2 separate regions of the Homo sapiens genome follow, and region 2 is linked to region 1. Evidence: read pairs that join two places in POLR2A ChIA-PET (ENCODE). Cell type or tissue: Panc1. All regions are shown on one strand. Links, peaks and the distances in the headings refer to the core of each region. The heading gives the core; the rest is flanking DNA.

The links. ChIA-PET counts read pairs that join two places held together with the same protein. Peaks named below come from ENCODE experiments on the same cell type or tissue, not always from the same donor. Only the 100,000 strongest peaks of a DNase experiment are listed, where the experiment ranks them.
Region 2: POLR2A ChIA-PET joins it to region 1 with 13 read pairs; 4 of 35 experiments call an interaction of 5 or more read pairs at or near these places.

The regions. Positions count from the first base shown.
Region 1 is chr21:34,208,217-34,217,649 of GRCh38, forward strand. No RefSeq gene overlaps it. Among named protein-coding and RNA genes, the nearest start is that of LINC00310, 32 kb to the left of the region's middle. In Panc1, for the core only: no CTCF peak of the experiment used is centred there; no DNase peak of the experiment used is centred there.
Region 2 is chr21:33,972,007-33,981,439 of GRCh38, forward strand. LOC101928126 (a long non-coding RNA gene) reads left to right here and starts at 4,376. Exons shown (of 2, transcript NR_134561.1): 1 at 4,376-4,545; 2 at 4,722-5,685. RefSeq lists enhancers at 1-363, 3,873-5,072, 4,144-4,673 and a silencer at 1-56. In Panc1, for the core only: no CTCF peak of the experiment used is centred there; DNase peaks (open chromatin) are centred at 4,495 and 4,815; H3K27ac peaks cover 4,592 bases.

The sequences.
Region 1 (9,433 bases), core at 812-8,811:
AGTAGAAAAGATGAAATAAATAGAAAATAAATACCAACATGGTAGGACTTAATGCACTTATACCAGTAACTAAATATAAATACAAAACACTCCAATTAAAAGAAAAGCTTGTTGGATTAAATGAAAAGTGTTGAGACCCATGTGTATACTGTTTACAGTGAATACATACTAAATAGAAGGACAAAGTTAGGATGAAAATAAAAGAATGAAAAATGTTGTACCAAGCAATATTGACCCAAACAAATTTTGTGTGGCTATGTTAATATCAGAAAACCGTACATTAGGGGAAGAAATATTACTAGAGAGAAAAAGAGATGCTTTGTTATAATAAAGTGATCAATTTGACAAGAATATCTAAGAATTGAAACTTATATGCATCTAATAACATCATTCAAAATATAAATCAACAAAATGAAAGGAAGAAAGAATAAAGCATCAGTCATGGTTGAGGATTAATCGTGTATTTTTCTATTCTATGTTCTTATCTATTAGCTTTTTAGTTATACTTTGTGTGATTGCCCTAAAGATTTCATTATGTATGCTTGACTTATTACTTTCTACCTTAAGTTACTTTTACTTCTTAATTAATAATAATGCAATAACCTTATGACAGGTTAAGTCCATTACTCCCTCCCACACATGGTGACCCCACCCAAATCTCATGTTGAATTGTAATCCCCAGTGTTGAAGGTGAGACCTGGTGGGAGGTGATTGGATCATGAGGGCAGAGTTCTCATGAATGGTTTAGCACTGTCCCCCCTTGGTACTGTATAGTGAGTGAGTTCTCACCAGATTTGGTTGTGTAAAAGTGTGTGATACCTTCACCCTCTCTCTCTCTTCCTCCTGCTTTGATCATGTAAGACGTGTCTGCTTCCCCTTCACTTTCTGCCATGACTGTAAGTTTCCTGCGGTCTCCCCAGAAGCTGATGCTGTCACACTTCCCATGCAGCCTGCAGAACCATGAGCCAATTAAACCTCTTTTCTTTATAAATTACCCAGTCTCTGGTATTTCTTTAAAGCAGTTCGAGAACAGACTGATGTACTTGGGGTATTGTATAATTTTAACTTGACATGTGTCATAAAGCTCATAAGACATTATTATCTTTTTTGCTTCAGACAGAAAATATTTTTAAATCTTTTCCTACATGTTTATTCTTTTCAGTGCTGTGTGTTCCTTCCTCAAGTTCTGTGCTTCTATCTGGAAACATTTTTCTTCAGCTTGAAAAAAATTGTTCTGTAGTATTTCATGTAGTGCTTCTCCACTGAGGATGAGTTTTCTCAGCTTTTCCCCCCCTGCATTTATTTTTATTTTGCCTTCAGATCTAAAGAACCTTTAGCTACATATAGCATCCTAACTTGATATTTTACTTTAACACTTTAAAGATATAATTCCATTGTCTTCTGGCTTTCATGCTTTCTGTTGAAAAAGTCAACCATCAGTGTTAACTATTGCTCTCTTCAAGTTAATATACTTTTTTTTTTTTTTGAGACAAGGTCTTCCTCTGTCACCCAGGCTGGAGAGCAGTGGTGTAATCATGGCTCACTACAGCCTCAACCTCCTGGGCTCAAGCAGTCTTCTCACCTCAGACTCCTGAGTAGCCAGGACCACAGGCTCATTAAAAAAAGGGTTTTTTTGTGTGTGTGTAAGTGGGGTCTTTCTATGTTGCTGTATTGGTCTGTTCACATGCTGCTAATAAAGACATACCAGAGACTGGGTAATTTATAAAGGAAAGAGGTTTAATTGACTCATACTTCCACATGGCTGGGGAGGCCTCACAATCATGGCAGAAGCCGAATGAGGAGCAAAAGCACATCTTACATGGCAGCAGGCAAGAGGGGTTGTGCAGGAGACCTCCCATTTATAAAATCATCAGATCTCATGAGACTTATTCACTACCATGAAAATAGTATGGGGGAAACTGCCCCCATGATTCAATTATCTCCACCTGGCCCTGCCCTTGACATATGGGGATTATTACAATTCAAGGTGAGATTTGGGTGGGGACACAGCCAAACTGTATCAGTTGCCCAGGCTGGTCTTGAATTCTGGGCTTAGGCAATCCTTCCACCTTGGCTTCCCAAAGGCTGGGATTACAGACGTATGCCACTGTGCCTGGGCTACTTTTTTTTTTCTAGCTGCCTTTGAGGTTTTCTTATTCATCTTTGGTCTTCAGCTGTTTAACTCAGATATGTCTTGGTGTGATTTTCTTTTTATTTACCTTCCCTGTGGATCACTGAGACTCTGGATCAATGGGTTGACATCTTTCATCAGTGTGTTGGAAAGTTCTTGGCTATTATCTCTTCAAATATTGCCGTGCCCTTACCTCTCTATTCTCTCTTTCTTGACTCCATTTAGGCATTTATTAGATCTTTTGACTGTGTCCCAAATTTCACTTATGTTTTATTTTGTTATTTCCATTCATTTTTCTCTCTGTGTTTTATATTGTTTTTTGGTTTACTAATCCTGTCTTTTGCTTTGTATAGTTTTCTTTCAAAGCCAACAAGTTCTTAATTTCAGCCATTGTATTTTTAGTTGTGGAATGTCCACTTGAGTATATTCTAATTGTTACATTCATGGATTATAATTGTTTTCTTTAACACATTTTTCATATATATATATATTTTTGAGATGGAGTTTCGCTCTTGTCACCCAGGCTGAGTGCAATGGCGTTATCTCGACACACTGCAACCTCCGCTTCCCAGGTTCAAGCAATTCTCCTGCCTCAGCCTCCTGAGTAGCTGGGACTACAAGCGCCTGCCACCATGCCCGGCTAGTTTTTGTATTTTTAGTGGAGATGGGGTTTTACCCTGTTGGCCAGGCTGGTCTCAATCTCCTGACCTCAGGTGATCTGCCCACCTACCTTGGCCTCCCAGAGTGTTGGGATTACAGGCATGAGCCACCATGCCTGACTCATTTTTCATATTTTTTCAGAATCATAAAGTCTGCAGATGATATCTCTACCACTGAGGGTTGCCTTTTCCTTCTTTTAGGCAGATAAGATGAAAAGAGGATTGTTTCAATCCAATCAGGGACTGGGTGGGCTTGAGGCTGGATTCTACTTTAGTAGATGATTTTCACCCCTGATTTGCCTGGAAAGTCCTGTCTTTTGGAGGTTTTGAGCTAAACGATCATCCCAAGAAAGTTAAAATTTGGCAAATGTCTTGAGGGGAAGACTGGCCATGTATTTTGCAGGCTTCTCCCTCTGATGAGAGTTCGTTTCCTAAACACCTACAAGACTGAAGAATATTTCACTCTGCCTTTCTGACCCTGTTCCCCTCGGGACACCCCAGAACTTAGCAAATGTCTCATGGGAAAAAATTGCTTTGTATTTTGGGCTCTTGTAATTTCTAATCCATTGCACTAGCTGAAAGCTTTGCTGGCTTCTCTTCCCATGTAGAGTTCCTCTGTTTGAGGCAGGCTGATTATTAGCTCACATTCAGCTCATCTAGGATGAGCTCTTCCTCTTCTGGAATTTTTCTTTACCTAGTCCTTGTTGTTTCCGTGATTCTCTACTGTCTTTAGAGTATGATTATTTCTCATTTACCTGGTTGTTATTACAGATTGTTGATCTTTCTGACCTACGGTATTCCACAAGTATGTAGAGTACAAGAAGGCCAAGTATCCTGTTTATCAGTCTTTTATATTTAGTATTTGTTGTTGTTGGTTCGTTTGTTTGTTGCTTCAGTATCCATAAGTGAAATTAATTTATGAATTTTTGTGTGCAGTCGTTGTTAGGCTTTCTATTGCGGTTATTTCAGAAAGAGCATTTGAACATTTTTCTCTTAAAAATGCTCTGGCACAGTTTAAATACCATTGGACCTACTGCTCTTTAATGAGAAATGAACTTGGTTTGGAGCTTTTATTGGCGGAGGGTGGCAGGGAGAATCTTTTGGGAAAATTTCTTTGTTTCTCTATGGGTATTAGTTTATTAGATCTTCTCATTCTTCTAGTGTGTTTTAACAAGTTATATTTTCTTTTACGGCATTGTACAATATAAGTTGTACAGTGCATATTTATATTATACAATATAAATATAAAGCTATATATAGGCAGAGGCAACATAAGTTGCCTATATAAACAGAGGCAACTTATAATAAAGCCATTGTAAATGGAAAATATCATAAGTCAAAATGAGTTTAACATTACCTGACCTACTGAACATTATAACAGCACAGCCTACCTTAAACTTGCTCAGAACACTAACATTAGCCTACAGTTGTGTAAAATCATCTAATACAAAGGCTATTTTATAATAAAGTGTTAAATATTTTATGTAATTTATTGAATACTCTCCTGAAAGTGAAAAACAGGATGGTTGTATGGGTATACTTGAAGCATTTTATCTACCGAATGTGTATTGCTTTCACACCATTGTAAGTTAAGGACCATCTGTATAATTTCACATTTTTCTGGTAGCCATATTTTAAAAGTTTTTAAAAAGCAGATGAAATTATTTTAAATAATATTTTATTGAACCAAATGTATCTAACATATTATAATTTCAACATGTAATCAATTGAAATTTTTAATGAAAAACTCTTTTTTGCTTTATTAAATCTTCGAAATTTAGTGGCATTTTGTGCTTACAACACATCTCAGTTTATACTAATTCCATTTTAAGTGTTCAATTTTCACATTTGGCTAGTGGCTACTGTATTGAACAGCTCAATTCTGGGACATTGTCCTTTTTATCCATATATTTGAAGATTTATTTTTATTATGTTGAAAAAAGTAATTCTGTATAATTTATTTAATTTCCATGATTTCTCTGGTTGTTTGAATTTATTTAATCTCATTTTATATATTTACTTTCTTCCTTCTTCTTGATTTTGTTAGCCAGAAGTTTATATATTGCATTGTTATTTTGTTTTTCAATGAAACAGCTGTTGCATTATTTATCAGTTAGGTCTATAGTCTTCTATTTTATAATTTCTTTTTTTTTTTTTTTTTTTAGTTTCACTCTGTCGCCTAGGCTGGAGTGCAGTGGCATGATCTCACTGCAACCTCTGCCTCTCCAGTTCAAGCAGTTCTTGTGCCTCAGCCTCCAAGTAGCTGTGACTACAGGTGCATGCCACCATGCCTGGCTAATTTTTTGTATTTTTTTAAGTAAAAATGGGGTTTTGCTATGTTAGCCCGGCTGGTGGCAAACTCCTGGCCTCAAGCGATCCACCTGCCTTGGCCTCCTGAAGTACTGAGATTACAGGCGTGAGCCACTATGCCCATTCTGGTTTATAATCATCCTATTCTAACTTTTTCATAGTTAACTTATTCATTCAGCCATCCTATCCTTCGGTTCATGTGGTTGCTTTTTTCTGACTTATTTATTATGTTGTTTCATTCACTTTTTAAATTTTTTTATGCTTATTAATACAGTTAAATAAGGCTCTGCATTTTCACCAAGTACTGCTTTAGCTGTATGGCTATAGGTACTGATGGCAGTGTCTTCCTTATTACCATCTTCTGTTATTTTGTGTTAATGTTTGCATTTTTTTCTTTGACTCAAGAATTGTTTAAAAGAGTACTTAAAATTATTCACATAGTAATTGCTTTTTGCTTTTTTAATTTCTGATGTTATTTCTACATTGTCATTAAAGAAATTTTTTTGTTCTATTTTTGTTTTTCGAAAATTTTGAGGTTTTGTGGTCACTTGACAATATGGTCTCTTGTTTTTTTTTTTCCTTATTTATTATGTAACTTAGTTCTCCTTCAACCTTGTTAATGTTTTCACACTTGCGTTGTTCAGCTTTAATGTCTATCTCTCTTTGCCTGTGGTATTCTGTAGTTTCCTATGATGTATTTCAGCATGTAGTTATTTGAATTATCCTTCTTATGTTTTGGTATACTTTTTAAACTGAGGCTTCATATCTTACTTCAATATTCAAGAGTTCTCAGTCATTACCTCTTTGAATATTGCCCAATTCCTTCTTTTCTGTATTGGACCTCCTCTTAGACATATGTTGGTTCTTCTCATTTAAATGTTCATGTTTCTTCTCTCTCATATTTTCCATGTCTTTATTTTTTGAGGCATGTTGGGTAAGTTTGTCTAACCTTCCAGTTTCTTTTTGTTGTTGTTGTTGGAGAGAGAGTCTTGCTTAGTTGCCCAGGCTGGAGTGCAGTGGCTCAATCTCAGTTCACTGTAATCTCTGCCTCCTGGGTTCAAGTGATTCTTGTGTCTCAGCCTCCCTAATAGCTGGAATTACAGGCACATACCACCAAGCCCAGTTAATTTTTGTATTTTTAGTAGAGATGGGGTTTTGCCATATTGGCTAGGCTGGTCTCAAACTCTTGACCATAAGCAATCCTCTTGCCTCGGCCTCACAAAATGCTGAGATTGCAGGTATGAGCCACTGCATCCAGCCATCTTCCAGTTTCCTAATACTGTCCTCATTTATGGCAGATATCCTATTCAGTACCTCAATTGTACTTTCTTATAGAAAATATATGTGTGTTCTCTCTCAGACTTCTGTTTGGTCCTTTGATAATATGCCTGTTTTATTTTCATTCTGTTTACGTTTCTCCCTTTATCTGTTTAAACTTTTTTTTTTTTTTTTGAGATGGAGTCTCACTCTGCCACTCAGGCTGGAATGCAATGGCACAATCTCGGCTCACTGCAACCTCTGCCTCCTGGATTCAAGTGATTGTCTTGCCTCAGCCTCCCGAGTAGCTGGGATTACAGGCGTCTGCCACCATGCATGGCTAATTTTTGTATTTTTAGTAGAGACGGGGTTTCACTATGTTGGCCAGGCTGGTCTCGAACTCCTGACCTCATGATCCACCTGCCTCCACCTCCCATAGTGCTGGGATTACAGGCGTGAGCCACTGTGCCCGGCCTTTGTTTAAACATATTAAAAATCTTCCTTTATCAATTTAAACATATTAAATTTCTTCCTTTATCTATTTAAACATATTAAAACATGTTAAATTTAAACATATTGTCCTATTATCTTTGGTTCTTGATATGCAATTATTCCTATTTATTGGATCTGTGGATTTTCCCTCATGGTGATTCATTTCCTCAAATAGTTTGTTATTTCTGCTTATCTTTAGTGTGGCTCATATTTTTATGGTAAGGCCCTATTCCCTGGGTTTGGGGATCACCTCTACAGAATTGGTTTGCATTTTTCTCTAACGTGGTCCTTGTGGATTTCTTGAGTTCTGAACTACTTTTTACATTGATTTGTGGCTTGAGGCCATCGTGCTAGGCAGGTAGTGGTAAGTCACTATCCTAACAGCCCTGGCCTGGATTCTGATTTCTAGTATTTTTCTCTTTTTCTTCCCCAAGTTGCAAGTGGATGGCAAGCTTCCTTGTGACTTCTCATCCTGGTGAGTAGAATTTTTCTTATCCATGTTTCTTATTTTAAGTTAGAAGCAGCAGTTTATGAAACCTAAAATCCTATGAATTTTAGCTCTTTGGCACAGCACTTCCTGTGCACACACTAGATTCTGCCCAGGCTCGTTTCTCATGTGGGCATTAAATCTGCACCTCCCAGCCTATGTCAAGTCCCACTTTTCCATACGTCCCTCGTCTTGAGCTCCTATCATCACTTTCACTTTTCACGCCTTGGAGGCTATGAATACATTTTTTTCTTGTTAAGTTTTATCCAGAATTTTAATGTGTGAAACAGGATTGAGGGATTTACCAACATAATGTCCAGACATCCATAAGTGAGATTTGAAGAGAACATTTTTTTTTACAATAAATTAAATATGACTCTATTATTGAGTAAAAATTTGAAATTTGCCTTAATTTTTAAGATAGTCTGAACACTAAAGAAATTTTGTTTGCGACAGAGATTTGGGCCAATTGCCTTCATCCCCTGAGGTTACATGTTTGTTCTATTTTGTCATCGGGGGTACTTCTGTGGAAAGTTTGAGAGGCCTTGCCCTGAGGTGACCTTGACTGCTAGGATGGAAGTCATTCCGTGGGCAAATCCCCTGACACGTAAATTACCCACTCGCTAGCTCACTGGGCTGTAGCTGTTGTTTTGCCTAGGCTTGGGCTAAAACGTCAGGAAGCAGATTTTTAAAAATTATTGTTACTCATGACAAAAAGCTTAAACACTACAAAAGGCTGTAAAGTGGAAAGAAAAAGAGCCCTAAGCAGTCTCCCTAGTCTCCCCCTCCTATTCCCATAAGTCCTCACTGCTAACAGCTTCTCACAAACCTTTCCAGAAATGTTATATTTGTAGATACAGATTTCTTCTTTTTTTAAAAAAAACCAAATGAAATCATAGTATACATGTTCTGCAGATTGAAAAAAATTCATCAATGCATTTTGGATATTTTTCCGTATCAGCACATGTAGCCTTCCCTCGTGTTTTCAGCAGCTGTAGTGGATTTCCTGTGCATTAATAGATGTAGGGTTTCTTTCCCATATGTGTGCTATTTACAAAAACAATTTAGGGAGCATACTTGTGCAGACATCTTTTTGTTAAGTGTGTGAGCAGATTTGTAGGTTAAATGCTGGGCTGAAGGTATGCGCCTTTGAGCTTTTGATGGACAAGTTTGAAGTGCTTTCCAAAAAAAGCTGCAGCAATTTGCACTCCCAGAAACAGTAGAAGACCCACCCAGTGAGCAGGACTAAGGAGCCTCCAGATTTGTCCTTTCTGCCTGCCTGGCATCCTCAAAGCATGCAGGGATGTTGCTGTCTGACACGCTTCCTCCCGAAGCTGAACTGGCTGTCAAGAACAAAAATCTGGTTATTGATATCAAGATCAGATGCTGCTTGATTTTGAGGGATATGGTTGCTTGAGTGGCTTTGGTATTCCAAATAGAGATTAGGGATGGGCCAGATGCTGGTTGGGGGGCATAGGGGACAGTGGATGAAAAAGCAATCTATTCATGGATTCACCAAACTCTTTATTTCTTAACAAGTATTATTGTTTTTTGATAAGTAAGACATTTTCACTGTTAAAAAAGGGGGAAATATGAAAACACACAAAGTAGTTAATAAAGCTACTGATACGTGGGTAATTAAATAATGCTAATTAAATAAAACTACTTTGTATGTGGGGTAACTGATACCCCAGACAGTTAATAAAAATAATTCCAATGCTGAGATGAACACTGTGTTTGGTCATTTCTCTGAGCCACTTCCCAACTATCCTAATTCCCCAGCTACCCAGTCTCTCTCCAGGACTTCCCAGACCTTCTTATGGTTCAGAAACTAATAGGTCAACACCCAGTACAGCAAAATATGGCCTTTTGTTTTTTTCTTTTGGGTGCATATGCATATGTGTACACCCTACACATAGGAATGATAGAATATTTAACAGCTGGTTCCGCATGGGCACGACCAACGGGGTGGACAGGAGTCTGGGAGGCTGGCTTTTGCTGTACTGGGTGTTGACCCATTAGGTTCTAGACCATGGGAAGGTCTGGGAAGTCCTGGGTTGTGGGGGAGTTAGGAGGACTGGGGAGTGGCTTGGGAAG
Region 2 (9,433 bases), core at 771-8,770, 240 kb before region 1:
TGTCAAATCTCCCTCTGCCTTCTTCTTATAAGAACACTTGTGGTTGCATTTAGAAGCTGTGATAATCCAGAATAATATCTTTATCTCAAGATCTTTGACTTGGTCTCTTCTGCAAAGTCTCTTTTGCCACAGAGGGAAATATTCACAGGTCCCAGGGGTCAGGCTGTGTACGTCTTTGGGGGACTTTATTCTGCCTACCACACTCATCTTTTTTTTTTTTTTTTTTGGATGGAGTCTTGCTCTGTCACCCAGGCTGGAGTGCAGTGGCATGATCTCGGCTCACTGCAACTTCTGCCTCCCCAGTTCAAGCAATTCTCCTGCCTCAACCTCCCAAGTAGCTGGAATTACAGGCGCCTGCCACCACGCCCGGCTACTTTTTGTACTTTTAGTAGAGATGGGGTTTCACTATGTTGGCCTGGCTGGTCTTGAACTCCTGACCTCAGGTGATTCCCCCACCTTGGCCTCCCAAAGTGCTGAGATTACAGACGTGAGCCACCATGCCCGGCCCCACACTCATCTATTAAGTAGAGCTAGGAATTCCTATCCTAAGGGACACAAAAATGAAAAAAGATAAAATTTGTGAAGAGGCACATAATGAAAGCCCATACATGTCACTGAGTTCAGAGGAGGGTGGGTCTGACCTCCCATTGGCTGGTCTCTGCCTGATGGACATCGTGAAGAAGAGAGCCAGGACTAGTGTGGCTGGGGGATGTTCAGGGGCCAGAGTGGCTTCAGGTGCCAGCAGCCCTGGCCGAAGGATGACTCCAGGAGCAAGGCTCAGAGCCGAGTGGAAGAAGCTTCATAAACGCAACTGAGCCAAGCATGATGGGATGTGCCTGTGGTTCCAGCTACTCAGGAGGCAGGTGGGAGGATGGCTTGAGTCAGAAGTTCGAGGCTGCAGTGAGCTATGATCACACTACTGTACTCCAGCCTGGGTGACAGAATGACACCCTGTCTCTAAAAAGAAAAGGCACCTGGATGCTCATGACCGAGATGGGGTGGGGTGGGTGGGGTGGGACAGCCGCACTTTATAACTTTGCTTTCAGCATGATGTGGATTAGTGTCTCCCATGTGGGAAAATTATGTTTACCACTTAGAGACCTGATAGTGCTTGCTTACCCCATAACGCTGGACGGTGGCAGGCTTAACTCCCCCATCAAGGGCCTTAATGTATTTGGGGCCCTAGTCCTAGCAACAGCAGCAAATCTCCTTTTTCTTTTCCTCGAGCTGGTTGTTCACCAGGCAGTTGGGATGTTAATGGGAAGAGAAGACACACACAAGTCCCTTGTTTTCAATAAGGCAGTCTGGTCACGTCCTTAGCAGGTTATTAATCTTTTTCAAACCCCTCCTCTCCACCAAGTTTTATGATCCTGGGAAGGAGATTCCTACCTAGCATCCTTAGAGTTATCGGGGGTTAGGATCGGTGCATGCAGTCACTTCCGTGGAATCATCAGTAGCCCTCCAGCCTCTGGGGAGAGCTGCCAGTGGTCAGAGATGTTGGGAATTACGAGGGAGGAGCTAGGGAGAAGGAACTCACAGTCCCTCAGTCTCTGAAGGTGGCTCCTGGCAGGAGAGGGGGCCAGTCCTAGATAAGAGCTCTCCCAGGGAATTCCAAGGGTCCTCCCAAGGTCCAGCCACAAGATGAGGAATTACTGTTGGGCTCTTCCTCAGATGTGCCTGTGAATTCATATCACAGATGCTTGATGCATTTGACAATTGTTTAATTGCTTGAGCCCAACTGATACTCTTTCAGTCACTTTAAGGGAGTGATTTCAAGTATGATCATTGCCTCAAATCTGTATGGCTTTCCTTGCCTTTCAGGTGCTTTAAGAGGGCTTATGTTCTTTGACTCCCCTAGTAACTCAAAAGGGTGGCTAAGATGCAACTCTGGAGGTTTCCAAGCTCTCTGCAAAGCCTGCCTTCAGTAGTCTGTGCACCACAAGAAGCATAACTTTATTATCCTCTAGCTGAATTTACCTCCTGCTTCGAGCCCCTGTTTTCCCATGTCATTTTAGGGGTCCAATGTTTTTCCTGGAGGCATATACACACACACACACACACACACACACACACACACACACACACACACACACACATATATACACACACACATTCCAGGGGCCTCTGAGGTGCCAAGACATGTGTGGGGTCCATCTGGTTCACACTGATGTCCATGATCATTGAGTTCATTTTTTATATCAACTATGTGACACTTCCTATAGTTTCCAGTTCCTGGTTAGAATTTGCAAAGTTGCCGACTATTTCTTTGAATAGAGTAGCTAGATCATGGGTCTACACCAGTCATCAAGCAGCGATTTCCCTGTTGGAAGCTCCAAGCAAATTGTCAGCTCCAGCATTCCACACAGCTGTGGGTGCCACACTCCTTTTCCTTTTAAAAGATGATGATCTGCTAGTGGTGAATGCTCTTGGAGTTTTATTTGTAGGTTTTTCTTGTTGTCGCAAATGTCTATATTTCATCTTCCCTCTTGAGGGATATTTTCCATGGGTAGAGGATCTAGGCTTTTCTTTTGGATTCCATTGTGGCTTTAAAAAAAAGTCAGTTGACTGTTTATTTATGGCTTCTCTAAAGGTGATCTCTTTCTTCCTAAGGCTGCTTTAAAAGTTTCCGTTCCCTCCCTCCCTTCCTCCCACCCCATCCCCCTTCTTCCTTTCCTTCCTCCCTCCCTTCCTCCCTTCTCTTCCTCCCTTTCTCCCTTGTCTTCCTCCTTTTCTCCCATCCTCCCTTCCTCCCTCTTTCCTTCTTTTTTCCCTTCCTCCCGCCCTCCTTCCTTCTTCCATCATTATATATTAAAATATTTTCTTTCTTTCTTTTTTTTTTTTGAGATGGAGTTTCGCTCTTGTTGCCCAGGCTGGAGTGCAACGGTGTGATCTTGGCTTACTGCAACCTCCACCTCCCTGGTTCAAGCGATTCACCTGCCTCAGCCTCCCTAGTAGCTGGGATTACAGGTGCCCGCCACCACACCCAGCTAATTTTTGTAATTGTAGTAGAGATGGGGTTTCACCATGTGGGCCAGGCTGGTCTTGAACTCCTGAACTCAGGTAATCCACCCGCCTTGTCCTCCCAAAGTGCTGGAATTACAGGCATGAGCCACCACTCCCAGCCTATTAAAATATTTTCTTCTGGGCCTTCCCTCCTTTTACTTCTTTTGATACCGCCATCAAATGCATGTTAGGTTGACTCACTGTGTACTCTATTACCCTCTCATCTGGTTTTTAATCTTTCTGTCTCCTTATACTGTAATCTCAGTGTTTCTTCTGCTTTAATTTTGGTATATGAATTATTCAGCTGTGTTCAAAGTGTGGTTAAAGCGACTTATATGCTCTTTAATTTTTAGTTATTGTACTTTTCACCTCTAGAAGTTCTTCTGTGACACTTCTTATAGTTTCCAGTTCCTGGTTAGAATTTGCAAACTTGTTGACTATTTCTTTGAAAAGAGTAGCTAGAATTGTTTTAGTCTGTGTATAGTGAGTTGAATATCTGAAACCTCTGTGAGTCTGTTTCTTTTGTCTGCTAGCCCTACTCATGGCGTCATGTTTTCCTGGATGTTTAGTTGGTTGTCTTTGAATATGTCCAACTCCAGTTATTTCTGGGAATACCCAAAGGCACACCTGTTCACTATCACCCAGTGAACTGCCATGTGTTTGTCTCCTGTCATGGTAACATTTGCATTCAGGGAGAGGCCTCTGCTCTCTGCAGAACAGTGTGAAATCACCTCATTTTTGCCTTCAATGAAGGTTGTCTCTTGCTGGTCACCACCACTTCCTCAAATGACTAATGCCACTCTTGCTCACAGTGCTAAGGCGCTAAGGAGTTTTCAGAGGGCTAGAGTGATTCTGCATCCTCTGGGGTTCTCAGGAAACGAGGCCACAGGGCCATCTGTGCATGAGTGACAGTGGGGTGGGGTGGATGAGCAGTGGCAGTGGTGGGCACCTATGCTGCTGGCGCCACAGCTTTTTATATCTTGGTGAAAACAACGCCTTGCGTTTTCACTTGTAGATTCTCCGGCTACATTCCACAAGAACAAATTCTGGTCACAGAGGCCAGAGTAGACTATCAGTGTAATGGCCCTTCCCCTTTGATGATAGCAGCTTTTTTCGGGGGAGCAGGGGTGGCCAAACTTCCTAGCCTTATTTTATCTTCCTTTCTAGTTCTCCCCAGAGGCTGCTGGGTCCACCTCTCCCTCTGCCAGACAGACAGGCTCAGACATGCAAGAACGGAAGGGGGTGTGGGGGTTGGTGGGAGGATTAAGTTGGGGAAAGCCAGTCTTGTCTTTGTAGATTACCAGAACTGACACACGTACACACACGTACACTCACTCACTCACTCACTCATCTATTCATCTATTTTTGGCCTAAGTGCCTTTGGACACTTCTTCGGAAAAGCACATGAACTCTTCGGAGTCTCCTGTTCCACTTGGTAAATTTCCTATAGCCACGCACTGAAAGTCCCTGCTGCCCTCCTTCCTCTGAGCTTGTGGGGCCCACAGATCCCCTGCTCCACTTCCTGCTTCATTTCAGCTGATGGTGAGTCCAGGGCAGGCTTGTAGGAAGGGCGGGCTAGGCGTGGGGAACTGCAGCACCCACCCCACCCCCCGCCCCAGTGCTTGTTGCCCCAGCCTCTGTCTCCCTCGCTGTGCCCTTCCCTTAAGCCCCACTCTTGGCCTCCCCAAAGACAGAGTTTGTTCTGTTTTTATTGATAGGATGACACTCCCTCGTTCTAATACCATCTGAATGCCTGAGCAATTACATCTTACAACCTCATGAAAAACACAGCAGCTTGTCACGATGAATGATGTTACCGTGAATAATGCAGTTTTGAGTTCAAACTCCTTCTTATTCCAAGAATGAGTAAATATCCCTATTCCCTCCCCTCCCCATTGCATTTGGGTTTGACATGACATGAATCATTGTGGTTTTACTCCTGGGTAGAATTGTTTTTCTGTATTGCATTGCCAATTGATGGAAGGACAAAAAAAGGAAACTTACCAATGAGCAGTTTCAGATGAACTTAAATTCTCAGAAATCTTGAAGAATGAATGAACTATAACTTTCTGAAGTTGCAAAAATGTTCAAGTCGGAAGTGACCCATGGGAAGCAACCTGGTCCTTAATTAGGACTGGAAAGAAAACGGAGGCCCAGCGAGGGAACAGTGGCTTCCCCAAGGTCACACTGCAAGTGAGTGGTGGCACTAGTCACCCAGGAGTCCTCCTGACTCCATGGTATCCTGACCCCAGACCAGCAGCCTTATTTGTGGTTAAAGAACGTGGAAAAACAGCTTATGTTTGAATTTTAAAATCATGCCAGTACTAAAGATCTGCATTCCATGAATATTGAGCTTTGCTGTGTGCGGGTTGCTACGAATTTTGTAACTATTTTCTCTAAGAGCTCTCAGTATTTTACATATACAATTCCATTCTTTATTGTCCAGGGAAAAAGTTGCATTTACTGAGCAGTAAGAGGGTGATTTGAAGTCCCTGGGGTCCCCCACCCTTGTCTTTCTATGTGAGATTGTATTGCAGGGCTCACATTTATTCTCTCAGCAGCTCATTGCACAGACAGTGTATTTATTGAGCACCTACTGTGTGCCAGGAGCTATGTGGTAAGCTAAGCAGACAAAAACTCCTGCTCTCACAAGAAGAAAGAATAAACAAGCAGACAATTGCACCTATAATGTCAGCCTGGTGTGATGGCTCACTCCTGGAATCCTAGCACTTTGGGAGGTGACGATGGGAGGATTGCTTTAACTCGGGAGTTCAAGATAAGCCTGGGCAACCAAGACCCTGTCTCTACAAAAAAATCAAAAAATTAGCTGGGGGTGATGGCATGAGTCTCTGGTCCCTCGGGACCAGAGGCCTCGGGAGGCTGAGGCGGGTTTATCACTTGAGCCTGGGAGGTTGAGGCTGCAGTGAGCTGTGATCACACCACTGCACTCCAGCCTGGGCCACAGAGCGAGACCCTGTCTCTAAATAAACAAACAACCTAATGTCAAGTTAGGAAGTGTGGCAAAAAGGAACAAAGTCAGGGTGACTGCCATTCTAGAAAGGGTGGTGAGGGAAGGTCTCCTTGAGCAGATCCTGTGGGAGTGGAAGGGTAAGTCACGAGACTCTCTGGAGGAAGAAGATTCCAGGTGGAAATGCCTTAGTGGGTGTTAAACGCTTTAACGGGTGTTAGCCAGAAAGCCAGAATGGCTGGAGCTGAGGGAGTAGAGGAGGCGGCATAGAAAATGAGGTCAGAGATGGAGGCAGGGCCGGATCACAGAGGGGCACAGAGAACGAGGAGGGAATTGGATTTTTGGAAAAGATTGTGGCAAAATACAAAATATAAAATACAAAAATAAAATATAAACCATAAAATGTACTACCTTTACCATTTTAAGTATGCAGTTCAGTAGTGTTAAATACATTTACATCATTGTTCAACCCGTCTCCAGAACTCTCTGCATCTTGCAAAATTAAAACTCTATGCCATTTCAACAGTTCGCATTTCCTCTTCCCTCTCGTTCATGGCAACCGCCATTTTTCTTTCTGTCTCTGTAAATGTTAGTACTTGGGGTATCTCATCTAAGTGGAATCACACAGTGTGTGTCCTTTTGTGACAGACTTATTTCACTTTGCATAATGTCCTTAATATTCATCCATGTTGTAGCATGTGTCAGATTTTCCTTCCTTCTTAACATTGTGTAATATTCCATTGTACGCATAGACTACATTTAGCTTATCTGTTCACCTGTGGATGGACACTTGGGTTGCTATAGTGAATAATATTGCTGTAAATATGGGTATACGATTATCTCTTTGTGACCCTGCTTTTAATTGTTTTGGATATATACCCAGAAATGGAATTACTGAATCATGTGGAGATTCTGTTTTTGATTTATTTATTTATTTTTAATTTTTGAGATGGAGTCTCGTTCTGTCACCCAGGCTGGAGTGCAGTGACACGATCTCTGCTCACTGCAACCTCTGCCTCCTTGCACCATTAATTCTGAAAATGCAGGCCTGGATCCAACCGCCTTTGGGGACGGGTACCTGCCCACAGGAAGAGGTTGAGGAGACAATAATGTCACGAGAATCATCATCTTTGACTGGGAAATGGTGTGCAGAGTTTCTGGTGCCTTCTGAAGTGATTGTCGCATCTCAGCCTCCCTAGTAGCTGGGATTACAGGCATTTGCCACCAAGCCCGGCTAATTTTTGTATTTTTAGTAGAGACGGGGTTTCATCATGTTGGCCAGGCTGGTCTCAAACTCCTGACCTCAGGTGATCCACCTGCCTCAGCCTCCCAAAGTGCTGGGATTATAGGTGTGAGCCATGCACCTGGCCTGATTGGTTATTTAAATTCTGAGATGGGGTATACTAATGTTTGAAAACCACAGGGATGGGATAGGTATAGGTGGGGAGGGAGAGCAAAAGTGGTATTTAGAATATGTTACGTTTGAAAAACCTAATACACATTCTACATCCAAGTGGACATAGATGGAGTTATTTGAAGCTCAGAAGACACCTGAGTTGGAGACAGGAATTTGTGGATCATCTGATATATTTAGCATTTATAGCCACAGGGCTGCTGCCTGACTTTTTTTCCCCCTAGACAGTTTCGCTCTTGTTGCCCAGGCACGACCTTGACTCACTGCAACCTCTGCCTCCCGGGTTCAAGCGATTCTCTTGCCTCAGCCCCCCGAGTAGCTGGGATTACAGGTGTCCACCATCACGCCCGGCTAATTTTAGTGCTTTTAATAGAGATGGGTTTCACCATGTTGGCCAGGTTGGTCTCAAACTCCTGACCTCAGGTGATCCACCTGCCTTGGCCTCCCAAAGTGCTGGCCAGGCATGAGCCACTGCACCTGGCCACCACTGCCTGTTTTTGTACCGCTTGGCAAGCTAAGAATGGTTTTCACATTTTTGTTTCTTTTTTTTTTGGAGACGGAGTCTCACTCTGTCACCCAGGCTGGAGTGCAGTGGCACAATCTCAGCTCACTACAAGCTCCGCCTCCCGGGTTCACGCCATTCTCCTGCCTCAGCCTCCCGAGTAGCTGGGACTACAGTTGCCTGCCACCACGCCCAGCTAATTTTTTGTATTTTTAGTAGAGACGGGGTTTCACTGTGGTCTGGATCTCCTGAACTCGTGATCCGCCTGCCTCGGCCTCCCAAAGTGCTGGGATTACAGGCATGAGCCACCGTGACCGGCCACTGCTGCCTGTTTTTGTACTGCTTGGCAAGCTAAGAATGGTTTTCACATATTTGAATATTTGAAAAAAATTTTTCAAGAATACCATTTTGTGGCACACGAAAATTATATGAAATTCAAGTTTCAATGTCCACAAATAAAGTTTTATAGGAACATAGCATGCTCACTCATTTAGGTATTGTTACGGCTGCTTCCACACTACAGCAGCAGGGTTCAGAGGTCATGGCAGAGACCACGTGGCCCACAAAGGTGAATGTACTTCCCTTTGTAGAAGCTGTTTGCCAAACTCTTGGCTAGCAGAGTGAGTCATGAGAGAAGAGAGAAGTGCATGGACTGAGGTCTGTCCAGGGCCTGTCAAGAGCCAGTAACCGTTGCTGTGCGTCAAGGATGCCAAGATGGTGCCTGCTCCATGAGCAACAAAGCCCAGGGGCCCAGCAAGCCAAGGCTGCTTGCCTCTTCCCCTGGGGCCAGCTGTGCATCTTGTGGATGGCTGAAGTTGAGCAACCCATAACAGGCTCCTGACCCACTGTGAGATGGTGGCATGTGAAAGGACCAGCATCCAACAGTCTTGCCCTTACTATATTAGTAATTTCCTGGGGCTACAGGAGCTATTTACTACAAACTGAGTGACTTAAAACAATGGAAATGGATTCTCTCGCAGTTCTAGAGGGTATTATTCTTTCAATCAATCAAGGTGACAGCAGGGCCATGCTCCCAAAGACAGCTCTAGGAAAAGCTCCTGGTTTCTAGCGGCTGCCTGCACTCCTTGGCATTCCTTGGCTTACAGCTGCATCATTCCAGTCTCTGCTTCGGTCACCACGTGCCTTCATCCCTGGGTCGCTTCCATGTCTCTATGTCCAAATGTCGCTCTTCTTATAAGGATGTTAGTCATTGGATCAGGGCCCACCCTAATCTGGTATGACTTCATATTAATGTGATTGCATTGATAAAGACGCTGTTTCCAAATAAAGCCATCGTCACACGTATGGGGACTAGGACTTCAACATATCTTTTTGAGGGACAAAATTCTACTCACTATACTTCCACACACATGCAGATTTCACGTGGTTGAATCTAAGAGTATTTGGGTTCTTGCGATAAAAGGATATGGCCCGGTGACTAATCCTGGGGAAAGAAATAAAAAGAGAAAAAAACCTCTAGTATTGGTGTTAAGACCCTGAGTTTTACTTCATTTCCTCACCACTCCCTGCTGCCTGCAGGCAGGCC